Linked DNA regions of Mus musculus: region 1 is linked to region 2. Evidence: chromatin contacts called from ENCODE Hi-C or POLR2A ChIA-PET data. All regions are on one chromosome and are shown on one strand. Each heading gives the region's core, a stretch centred on a gene start or an enhancer-like site at or near the end of the contact. The rest is flanking DNA. Distances are from core to core; before and after follow the strand shown.

Region 1 (6,026 bases), core at 454-2,953, 58 kb before region 2:
ATCAGGGAGAAGCCACCCACAGCCCCAGCAGCAAGGATTCCCTCCTGTCAATCCAGCTAGACAGGAACCCTCTTCTGAGTAGGGGGAAACGGAGGCTCTGGTGTCCTCAGCGAGGAAGAGCTACTGCGTAGCGGGTGCTCTGTATCCTCGTTTGTAGACATGAATATTTTTCCAACTTAATCCTTTTTACACTTATTATCCATGAGTATACTCTCCAGCAGAGGACAGCCTGCTTAGGTGGATTCTATCTTCCCACCATGTAGATCTGGGAGAGAATCTCACCTATTCAAGCTGGTGGAGTGTACCTTTCCCTACTGAGCCATCTCATCAGCCCTGACTTTTGAGACAGGGTTTATTTAATATATCCTAGGCTGGCCTCACGTTCACTATGTAACCAAGGATGGCCGGACATATATCTCCAACCAAGACCCTTATAGTTCCAGCAACTGCTATGGTGTGTGTGTGTGTGTGTGTGTGTGTGTGAGAGAGAGAGAGAGAGAGAGAGAGAGAGAGAGAGACAAGATAGTCAGTTTCATTTTATAGCTAGGGAAATTGGATCAGAGCCCAGAGCTACATTGGTGCTCTAAGGACTGGCTAAGTTTACAGCCGAGTGGGGTTCAGGCTAGTTGCCCCTAGATCTCTTGCTTTGAGGCATGCATGGCAGGCTGATGGTGATGTTCCTTTGGCCTGATTACTGTTCTTTACGATCTAGCTGACTGACGAAGGGAGCGAGCAGGGAAGGTGTGTATTTGTAATTTGCTGGCAGCAGAGGCAGGGGGATGCTCGGAGCTCACTGGCCCGTCAGGCTGGCAGAATGATGAGCTCTGGAGCAGTGGAAGATCAGACCTCAAAATGTAACAGGGCCAGGCTGTACTGGTGCATGCCCTTCGTCGCAGCACTGGAAGGGCCAAAGCAGGGAGCTCTCTGAGTTCCAGGCCATGGGGGGTAGATAGTGAGGTTCTCTCTCTCTCTCTCAAAAAAGGAAAAGAGAAAAGTTAGGTGCTTAGGCTAGTGAGACCTGAATGTGACTCACATGGCAGAACAAAACCATCATCAGCAAGTTATCTTCTGACTTTCATACAGGTACTGTGGCACACAATAAATAAATAAACATAATTTTAAAAGAAATTAAAAATTAAGATGGACATTGAGAAAGTCATGTGACAGCAGCTACTGGCTTCCACGCAAAGGTGCACACACGTGAATATCCCCACCCATATGCAAATACACACACACACACACACACACACACACACACACACACGAATTGGTAATTGGGGGTCTGTGTCCTGTTAGAGGATGGCAGAAGGATCTGTCTCCTCACCTTCCATCTTGCAGAGACAACCCACCTCCATGGCTGCATGTCCAGCATTACAGCGGCCACACATTAGCATAAATGCCCTGGTTCTCACGCTCTTTCGGAAGGTGGGCATGGGTCAGTGATATGCAGACTGGGGTCGGAGACCTGATGTTAAGTGAGAAAACACTCTATGTAGTCTGAGGCTTTCAAAAGAACAATGGTCCTGAGCCAAGGATGGCGTGGGACACCTCCATTCCTCTGCTTCCCACCCCCCACCCGGACACTTGGAGCAGAAGTCTCTGGGTTCCTTCTTGACTTGAGCAGGGGGCCTGCTGCGGGTGATCAGGGTGGGCGGGGAGTGGGCGGGGGTGACCGCCTACTCAGGACTTGGCCCGCCTCCTCCTCTCCATAAGCCGCCTGTGGGACAGTCTCACTCTCAGTCCCGGTGTCCCCGAGTTGAAGTCCAGGCCGGCTAGCCGAGATGCCTTCCCCGGGCCTGGTGATGGAGAGCGGCCAGGTGCTCCCGGCCTTTCTGCTCTGCAGCACACTGCTGGTCATCAAGATGTACGCGGTGGCTGTCATCACAGGCCAGATGAGGCTGCGGAAGAAGGTACGTTCGCTGGTGGAGTGGGGGGGGGGGGGGGCGCTGGAGGAGAAGGGGATCAGCACTCTGCTGGCTTTTCCCTGCAAGAAAAGTCTAGGGACTGAAAAAACGTGGCCGAGATGTGTATGCCGGCGTGCGGTGGGAGCTGCTTCAAGGCTGCCGCCACCACAGCCCTTCTGGGAGCTGGCTTAGCCTTCAGCTCCTGAACCCTCTTGGTTTGAGAGTACTGGGGGGCTCCCTTGCGAGTGGAGCACAGGGACTCTTGACAGCGAGAGGTGTCTGGACCTGGCAGTTTCCCGGCAGGCAGGGAGATCTCATATCTGGGTGGAGTGGGAACCCGCAACGCAGGAGCCTAAGAAGTCTTTCCGTGGAAATTCCCACTCCCCATGGACGCCGCACACACTTGTGGCACCCTAGAGGGTGCCTTGAGGGACCACAGACATTCTCTGGTCCCAGTCCCGGCAAAGAAACCAAAGTAAAAGAACCTACGTGGAGCTGGTGGGAGTGGCCAGGGCTCCCAGACCCCTTCTAGGGGTCCATTGGAAGCGCCTAGAAAGTAGAAGCAGTGAATCATCTGCCCTTTACAGACACTTCCCCCTAAACCAACATCTGTCCAGCCCAGAGGCGAGGGACTCGGAGTACGGGGATGGGACGGGGTGGGCCGCTTGCCCTCCTGCCAGGTTCAGCCCCTGCCTGGGGCAGGTACTGACAGGAATGAAGGCAGGGCCACCCCTGACTGACTGACTGTCTCTCATTCTTCTGCTTTGGTTTGTCCTGGGACACAGATGCCAGGGAGAGATAGCTACATTCTGTTCTTGTCCCTTCTGTAGGGCCCCCAAAGTTGAGCACTAAGTCACCACCAGGAAGGCAGTAGGAGTTAGCTTACCCTGGTTTTCCAGTGAGTTAAGGAGAGGTCTGCCTACTATGGGATCCTTCCATCCCCTTTGAAGTTAACTCTGGCTCCCGAGCCTGACTTCCTCTAGGGCTCCTCTCCCCATGGGAGATGCAGGGGTGGAGGAAAGCCTTCTCTGCTTTGGGCCCTGGGCTCCTCTATTTCTGCCAAGTGGGACCAGGGAATCACACTCTGCATTGAGAGGACGGGAGCCGGCTCAGGATCCTCTCCCCAGCAGCCTGGAGATGTGGCTCTGAGAGGAAGCTGGAGACTTGAATGGTGAACACACCACCCATGCTGGTCCTTAAGACTGGTTCCTACTGGAATCTGCTGTGAACAGGAGCAGCCGCAGGTCTTTCCTGGAAGTGCATGCTGAGTGCCCCTTGACCCACTAGAGGTGGCTCCCTGATAGCTCATTACAGGAACTCCACTGGTGGCAAAGCTGGGCCCTCAGAGTTGGGGTTTCCGAGCCAGGAGGGAGGAATTCTGGGTAGGAGATCCTGGCCTTTTTCTTCGTCATTTTACATTTTTCTCAGGCAGGGCTCATCTACCAGCTCCAGGGACAGCCGGAAGTGAAGCTTGAGCCTCGCTCCCCTCACAGTTTAGACAGGTTGATTGTGACGTCACCAGAGTTGATGGGGGAGTTTTGCCGAGGCCCTCAAAGACAGAAGTGTGACCTTGGGCTCCCCAGCTTTCCCAATGAGGCCCCGCTGCTCCATTTCATCCTGAGGTTACAGAGGAGGCTGCTGGAGAGCAGGGAGCATCAGAGCCTGGTGCTCAAGGAGTGGCCTTAATGGCTTCTACCTAGCTGTTTGTTTTAATTTTTTGAGACAGGGTCTTACTATGTAGACCAGGCTGCCCTCGAACTCACTGAGATCCACCTACCTCTCTGCCTCTAGAGGGCCGGGATTAAAGGCATGAGCCACTATGCTCCGGTGTTTGTCTTATTTGAATTTACTCTTTGAGGTTCTGGGACTGGAACCTAGGGAGGGATCCATGCCAGGCAAACAGGGCCTTGAACCCCTCCTGAGTGTGTTCTAGACCAGCTAGGCACCCTGAGCCAGCGCAAGAGGTGCTCTCACCTTGAGTTTCCTTACCGTGAGCTTCGGTTCTGTGGCACAGGGAGAGGCTCAGGGGAGCAGGGGAATGCTCGGTCGTCCTGTAGGTGGCTGTACTGTTTGTTGCCTAGCCCCTGAGCTCTGTCCTCAGACAGGAACCTCCTCAGGGTTGTGAGCCTCACCTGCTGTGTTTCAGGCTTTTGCCAACCCCGAGGATGCGCTGAAACGTGGAGGCCTCCAGTATTACAGGAGTGACCCAGATGTGGAGCGCTGCCTCAGGTGAGTACCTGTCAGTGTCTGGAACTTGGCCACACACCCGGCTGGCACCTGTTCTTGCAGAGTTTCTGAACTGGGGACTTGGGAGTCCCCTGTGTGCCTAACAGTGTCTGTGGGTCTGATTTCTCAGGCTATTATAGTTTACTCATTACCTTTGTATTGGAAAAACAAATCCTCACCACCTGGAATTACAAAGTTAGTTCAAGGTTGATGGTGCACGTCTAAATCCCAACACCTGGGAGGTGGACCAGAGTTCTAGGCCAACCAGAGTGAGAACATTATTCTTTTAAAAAAGATTTATTTATTTTTATTTATATGACTACACTGTAGCTGTCTTCAGACACACACCAGAAGATCCATTACAGATGGTTGTGAGCCACCATGTGGTTGCTGGGAATTGAACTCAGGACTGCTGGAAGAGCAGTCAGTGCTCTTAACCTCTGAGCCATCTCTTCACCCCCCTGTAGAGTGAGGCCAAACAAACAGAAAAAGAAATGCAAGTGAGATACAGTGGCTTACACCTGTGATCCCAGCATTTGGGAGGTCCAGGGAGGCAGGTCGGGAGTTAAGACCAGCCTCTACTACAAGTTGAGAACCAACTCCTGCAAGTGGGTCTCCAACTTGTGTATGCATGCATGTGCACATATACATCCTCTTTTGCAGTCTATTTCTTTTTTGTTTGTTTGTTTGTTTGTTTGTTTTGAGACAGGGTTTCTCTGTGTAGCCCTGGCTGTCCTGGAACTCACTCTGTAGACCAAGCTGGCCTCGAACTCAGAACTCAGAAATCCGCCTGTCTCTGCCTCCCAAGTGCTGGGATTAAAGGCGTGCGCCACCACTGCCGGGCGTAAAAATAATTTTTAAAGTGAGTCTTAAGGCTAGGTATTGTGGCAGACACCCATGATGACAATGTTTTGGACGCTGAGGCAGAAGAATTGCCTTGCGTTCCAGGCTGGTATAGGCTAGAGGTGAACGCGTAGCCTCATAAAGCTGGAAACAAAAAGGGCTTGGCTGTGTAAACTTCCCGTAGAGACTAAAAGTCAGTTTTTAGCAGCTGGCTCAGTACTGGAGTCTGGGAATATTTCTTTGCTGTCTCATCGGTAATCCAGAGTGGAGAGGGGGTACTGGGGTGATTAACAGCAAGGAAGATGGGCAGCTGCACCCGGTGAGGTGTGAAACAGAGCAGCACACATGGTTCCCAGTGTGTCCCCTGCCTCAGGCTGACATGAGTGGGACGCTGTTGCTTTCTCAACAGAATTCCCCTCTGAAAACCAAGTCCGGGAGGTTTTCCTTATGTTTTCCTTAGTCATTGACAATAATGTACACACTTGTGGTTTTAAAAAAATGACAGCTACGTGTCATAGGAAGTGGGACTCCAGGTTACTCACCCTTTCCAGCAGAAATACTGGCTAATCCCTATGTGCTCCATCTGGCAATGTCCCTTTGTTGTTCAGTGAGCACCTACTATGTGGCAGGCACCGACACCAGGCACTGCTGGTCCATGAATAAGCGGTCGTGCCCAAACATGACCCTATATTGGTGACTCTTGGTTGTCTGGGCAATTCTGAGCTACTGAGCGGGAAAGTAAGAGATCCAGGCAGTCAACAACGTGTGCTGAAGGCTGGATCCTGGATCATAATCTGCTTTGTAGATTAGCACATGCTAGAGACAAACCAGCCTGACTCTGGGGGCAATAGGGGGCCATGTTTAAAGAATGGAACCTGAGCGGCAGGACAGGGTACAGTGGATAAGGGCACTTTCAGAGGACTCAGGTTCAATTCCCAGCACCCACATGGTGCCTTTTTCTGACTTGCTCAGGCACTAGGTACACATGTGGTGCACATACACACATACATGCAGGCAGGCAGAATACTCACACAGATAATAGAATAGAAGAAT
Region 2 (5,330 bases), core at 147-2,646:
GAGCATCCCTCTAACCATGATCTTCCACAGGAAGTGGAGTCCTTAGGGTGGGTGGGAAGGTGTGGGGGGCGGATACCAACCCCTGTTCTGTCAGCTCCCCACACAAACTCCCTCTTCTTTGAAAAGCTGAGCTGAGGACTTTATAATCCTGTGTGACTTTGTGTGTGTGTGTGTGTGTGTGTGTGTGTGTGTGTGTGTGTGCGCGCGCGCGCGTGGTGGTATTGGGTGGACTGGTTGTTTTTAAAGCCCCTTCCAGATGACCTTTAACCTCTGCTGGGGAAATAGGCCTAGCTAGCTGTCCTGAGAGATCCTCCACCCCAAACTGGTGGGCGTGGTTGTGCAGATATCTCCACCCCACAAACCCTCTGAAGACTTGTCTTAGTTTGAAGGTCCTAGACTAAGTTTGGCTTAGTGGCTCGGCCTCTCCACAGCCTCAGTTTCCCCCAGCAGCAAAGGCACCAGCTTCTGAGGGTAGGCTGGTATGGAGTGCAAGGGAAGCCAGCTTTCCCCAAGTCACACATCCTCAAGATTGTAAGTGGATCTGGTTCAAAGAGGGTCTCCCCTGAAGGAGGGACTTTTGAAACAACAGCAGGTCACCTCTCACCACACCACTGGACTGTGGTTTCTGTGATTGTGGCTCCCACTGTGAACAATCCAGTCCTCCAGTGCCCACAGCTGAGATCCTGCAGCTAGGGGGTTCCTTTAGCTGCTCTGGTCCACAGCCACAGTCTCGCAAACCCTGTGTCCCCACAGCCCAGGGATCCCACAGCCAGGGTTCAACAGTCCACTAGTCCTGCAGTCCATGGTCTCTGTAGCTGGGATCTTGGAGCTAGCTCTCTCTCTCTCTCTCTCTCTCTCTCTCTCTCTGTGTGTGTGTGTGTGTGTGTTGTCCCATTATCCGCCGATCCCACAGTCACAGTCGCACAAGCCAAAGACTCCACCAACTAAAAGTTCCAGAGCTAGTGGATCCTGCAGCCAGTGAACTCCTCAGCCCGAGTTACTTAAGGAAGGGATCCCTGGACCCGGAGTGCTGTAGTCCGAGTCCCGCCGCCCCTGCCCGGTTCCCACGCCGCACACTCACCGTCCTGCGGCGCCGCCTCGCTGCCGCTGCTGCCCCCGGACGGTTCGCGCGCCGCTCCCTCCCGCGCCTCGGCGGGCCCCGAAACGGGCCCCGCAGCCCTGCGCCCAGCAGCCGCCACCTCCTCCAGGTCCAGGAGGTGGCTCACCGAGAAGTTCTTGCGCGCCTGGGCGCAATCGCCGGGTGCGGGCGGGGGCCCCGGGCCGGGCGCTGGCGGGTCTAGGGCGAAGGCGGCGGCCGCGCTGTCCATGCCCTGGCCGCGCCTCTGCCGGCCGCCGCCGCCTCCCGCTGCTCACTGTGCCGGATCTCAAGTCAGTCGGTCGGGGACCCGAACTTTCTGCCCTCCCCTACGGGCGGACCGCTCACTAGCCAGCGGCCCGGGCCACACGCCCCTTGTCGGGGCGGACCTCGCCCCTGGCTCCCCTCCCCGCGTCCTGCGCCGTCCGGCGGGAGGCGGGGCCAGGCCGGGGTCCTCGGACTCCCAGAAGCAGTTTAGGGGGTGCCCAAATCCCGTGGGGAGGGGTCTTTAAATATCTCAACCAGAGTCTCTGGAGGTGATGGGTGGGGAATCCGCCTCTGTTTGTTGCATATTGGGGGTGGGGCACCCCAAGAAAGTTGACAGATCCTGTCCCCTCCAGTCCACTCCTTCTTAGACAGGGTCTCATATATTGCAGATTAGCCTCGAATTTGCTACGGAGCCAGGAGCGGCCTTGAACGCTTCCCAGATTGTCCCTCATTGTTCCCACACTGATGGAAAGAAGGAGAAGTTTTCGAGGACCACCCCGCTCCCTCCATGCCGAAAGGAAGGTTCGGGCATGGAGGCTGGGCCTTTTCTCTCATGTTGCAGTGGGTGACACTTATGCGCCTGTCCCCAGAATAGGTTCTCCTAAGGACCAACCAAGTAGGAAGGGGCGAGCTTCTGGGGTGCACAAGGAAGAGACTCAGCAAGGATCATAGATGAATGACAGCGGAGGGAAAGACAAACCAGGTCTATCTTTTATGTAACTTTTTCAAGAAAGACCAGAGAACCAGCGGGTGAGAAGAACGGAGACTCTTCAGGGCTCCAAATACCCCAAGTCTTACCCCAAAACTATTTTCACTCCCCTTGCTACTGCCAGAAAGACATGAAGTCATAGCACCAAAGAGAACACAAGGAGGTCTTCAGGGTGTCAGAGGCGGGCAGCAGGAAACCGTCTCGAGACCCACCCTGGAGACTCTGACCCACCCCGGGGTACCCTGAGTCTCTGCCAAGGACACAGGGATATTGCAAAGGGTCTGAGAAACGATCTAGCTCCTGTTCCCTTGCAGGACAGACCAGGAAAAGCTAAAGCTCATTTTAGTGCTCAGAGAACGACTGAAGTTGGCCTGTCCAAGCTCTTGTTTACTGCGCAAAGTGAGGTCCAGAGCCTATATACGTTGCATTAGGGTCTGGGGAGCGCTGTGGCCACAGTGGTATCCTTCATCTCATGTAGTCACCATTCAGAGCACGATGAGCAGAGATGTCCTACATCAATGCTCGGGCTCCAGCCTCCTGTGTTAATATCAAGACTGTGCTTGGACCTTGAGCAAGTATCTGAGACCCTAGTTTCCTTGATTGCCGAATAAATTATTGAGAGGAGTAAAGAAGTGGAGATGAGGGCAAGGGAGAAATGCTTGCTGTGTGAACACAATGTCACAAGTAAAGGCCAATCGCAGTGGCACCTGTAATCCCAGGGCTCCTACAGCAAGATGGGAGGCAGAAAGATGCGTTTATTGAGGACCAGAATGAGTCCCAGCATCCATGCTGGCCAGCTTACAATTACTTGTAATTCCAGTTCCAGGGGGATTCAACTTCACAGGTCAGAGCACTCACATGCACAAGGAGGGGCGGGGAGAGGGAGAGAGGGGGAGGGGGAGGGAAATATTAAAACATGACATAACTCTTATTTTTAAAAAGATTTGAGGCTGGAGAAATGGCTCAGTGGTTAAAAGCACTGACTGCTCTCCCAGAGGTCCTGAGTTCAATTCCCAGCAACCACATGGTGGCTCACAACCATCTGTAATGGGATCTGATGCCCTCTTCTGGTGTGTCTGAGGACAGCATCAGTGCACCCACATATATTAAATAAATAAATAAATCTTCTTAAAAAAATAAAAAGATTTTAAAAATTAAAAGATGGGAAGTAGAGACAAGCCCTTGGGCCAGCTAGCCTGGTATACAGTACTGAAGGGAGACCTTGCCTACACACATACATACACACACACATGCACACACATGATATACACACATGAAGATCAATTTTAAAACTAATTTCAGGGAGCTGGAGAGATGGCTCAGCAGTTAAGAGCACTGACTGCTCTTGTAGAAGGCCTGGGTTCAATTCCCTACACCCACTCGGCAGCTCACAACTATCTGTAGCTCTAGTTCCAGGGACTGCTACAAAGCATGAACATGCACTCAGGAACACATACACACACACACACACACACACACACACACACACACACACACGCATAATATTAAATACTTTTTAAAATAAATAAATAATCAAATAACTAATAACTTAGTAAAAGAGTGACAGCTGGCACCTAGTAAGTAGCAAGGCTTAACAGTATTTACATTGAGTTCAAGACAGGGCTTCTCTGTGTGGCCCTGGCTGTCCTGTAGACTAGGCTGGGCTTGAATTCTCAGAGACTCACCCTCCTCTGCCTCATGGATGCAAGCCTTCGAGGCATGAGCCATCACAACCAAGGTTGTCTTATTGTTTTGTTGTGCTTCAAGCAGTTCTGGGATGGAACTCTAGGGCTTGCAAGTGCTGGGCAGCTAGGCAAGTGGTACCCCTCTGAGCTGACTCACTAGCCCCGCAATTGCTATTTTTGGAACACCTACTCAGAGCAGTCAGACAGGCTGGTGGTGTTATCTCGTTATCTTGGACCCTGGAGCTCAGAGCACGGGTTTGGCTGAGCTCAGCGCCTTTCCCTAGCTCTGCGGCTGTAAGTCATCCCTTTCGCCCGTAGTCCCCACTCCAGCATCAGCAAAACGGAGGAAGCAGCGGATGGATCCAAATAGTCACATTCTTGCCAATCCTGGGATGAAGGCTAGGTAATAAGTACAAGGTAGCAGAGAGGGACAAGAGGTGTCAGCTGCTGAGCCAGAGCTTAGTCCTGGAGGAAATTAGCCTTGATTCTGCCTGGAAATACAGCCAAGGGGACACCCATAACTGATACAGGGCAGAACTCAGGGACTTGCCTCCCAGAGGGATGGGCTAAAAGAGTTTTCATAGTGATTTGAGCAAATCCTAGAGGCTAACCCAGAGTCAGCAATGAATGGATGATAGGGTCTTCCTTCAACCAGCACACTGGCCCAGGGGCTTCTTGGGACTGGGGAGGACAGAGGAAGGGTCAGGGAGTCCTGCTCTGCAGGGGTTGGAGGGTGGGGATGGGTGGTTGGGTTCTGTGGATAGCTGTTGGCAACCTGGACGTGGGTCTCACCTTGAGGCACAGCCCTGATCAGATCTGTTCTAAAAGCTCACGTGTTAAGGGAGAGATACTATCTTTTCTTTATTCAGAAGTCATCCCAAATTGTTGAGATTTGATTTTATCATTTTAATAAAAATAAATCATTTTATTTATTTGATTGCTTTTGTATTATTTAATCTGGATGTATGCACATACATGCGGAAGTCAGAGGCCCTTGAGGGAATCAGTTCTCTGCTTGCGGCGTGTGGATTCCAGGAATGGACTCGTGGACTCAGACAGGGCAGCAGGTGCTTGGCTGTCTCACCAGCCCCATTACTGAGAGTTTTAAAGCTGAAGTAGAATTGAGAGAACTAAAAGAATCACTATTATCTCATTTGCAAGCAAGTAGTCAACACTTGCATTTATTTACAAATGTTCCTGGTGCCCCCTGAGGCCAACAGAGCGCTGAATCCCTGGATTGGACTTTATGGATAGTCTAAACTAGCATGGGGGTCTGGGAATCGAACCCAGGGCTGAGCCATCTATCCAGGCCCTACTTTAAATATTTTTAAAGTTGACCTAGTCAGACATTGTTGGTATGTGTCTGTCATCCCAGGACTTGGAGCATTGAGGCAGGAGAATTGTGAGCATGAGGCCAGCTTCAGCTACATAGCAAGTTCCAGGCCAACTTGGAACATACACTGAGACCACGTCTCACAGAAGAAAGTTAGTTTAATAAAGAGGGATCAAAGAAAATCATCCTATTTATTTAATATGGAGTTGAAGGCTTAGAAAAAGCAACAAGACAAGAAAA

What was found. Hi-C counts contacts between places; a loop is a spot of excess contacts on that map. ChIA-PET counts read pairs that join two places held with the same protein, here RNA polymerase II (POLR2A).
Region 1: a map of regulatory T cell shows a loop between it and region 2 (1.9-fold over the local background). The contact joins the promoter of Ptges here to the promoter of Prrx2 in region 2. A Hi-C loop is called at or near these places in 1 of 37 maps with a recorded cell type or tissue (regulatory T cell). POLR2A ChIA-PET finds 5 or more read pairs at or near these places in 2 of 5 experiments (Patski and embryonic stem cell).

The regions. Positions count from the first base shown.
Region 1 is chr2:30,898,974-30,904,999 of GRCm38, reverse strand. Ptges (prostaglandin E synthase) reads left to right here and starts at 1,703. Exons shown (of 3, transcript NM_022415.3): 1 at 1,703-1,910; 2 at 4,051-4,133. The coding sequence starts at 1,782. Gm52550 (a long non-coding RNA gene) reads right to left here and starts at 1,745. Exons shown (of 3, transcript XR_003954020.1): 1 at 1,681-1,745; 2 at 1,350-1,465; 3 at 526-972.
Region 2 is chr2:30,841,433-30,846,762 of GRCm38, reverse strand. Prrx2 (paired related homeobox 2) reads right to left here and starts at 1,396. Exons shown (of 4, transcript NM_009116.2): 1 at 1,082-1,396. The coding sequence starts at 1,328.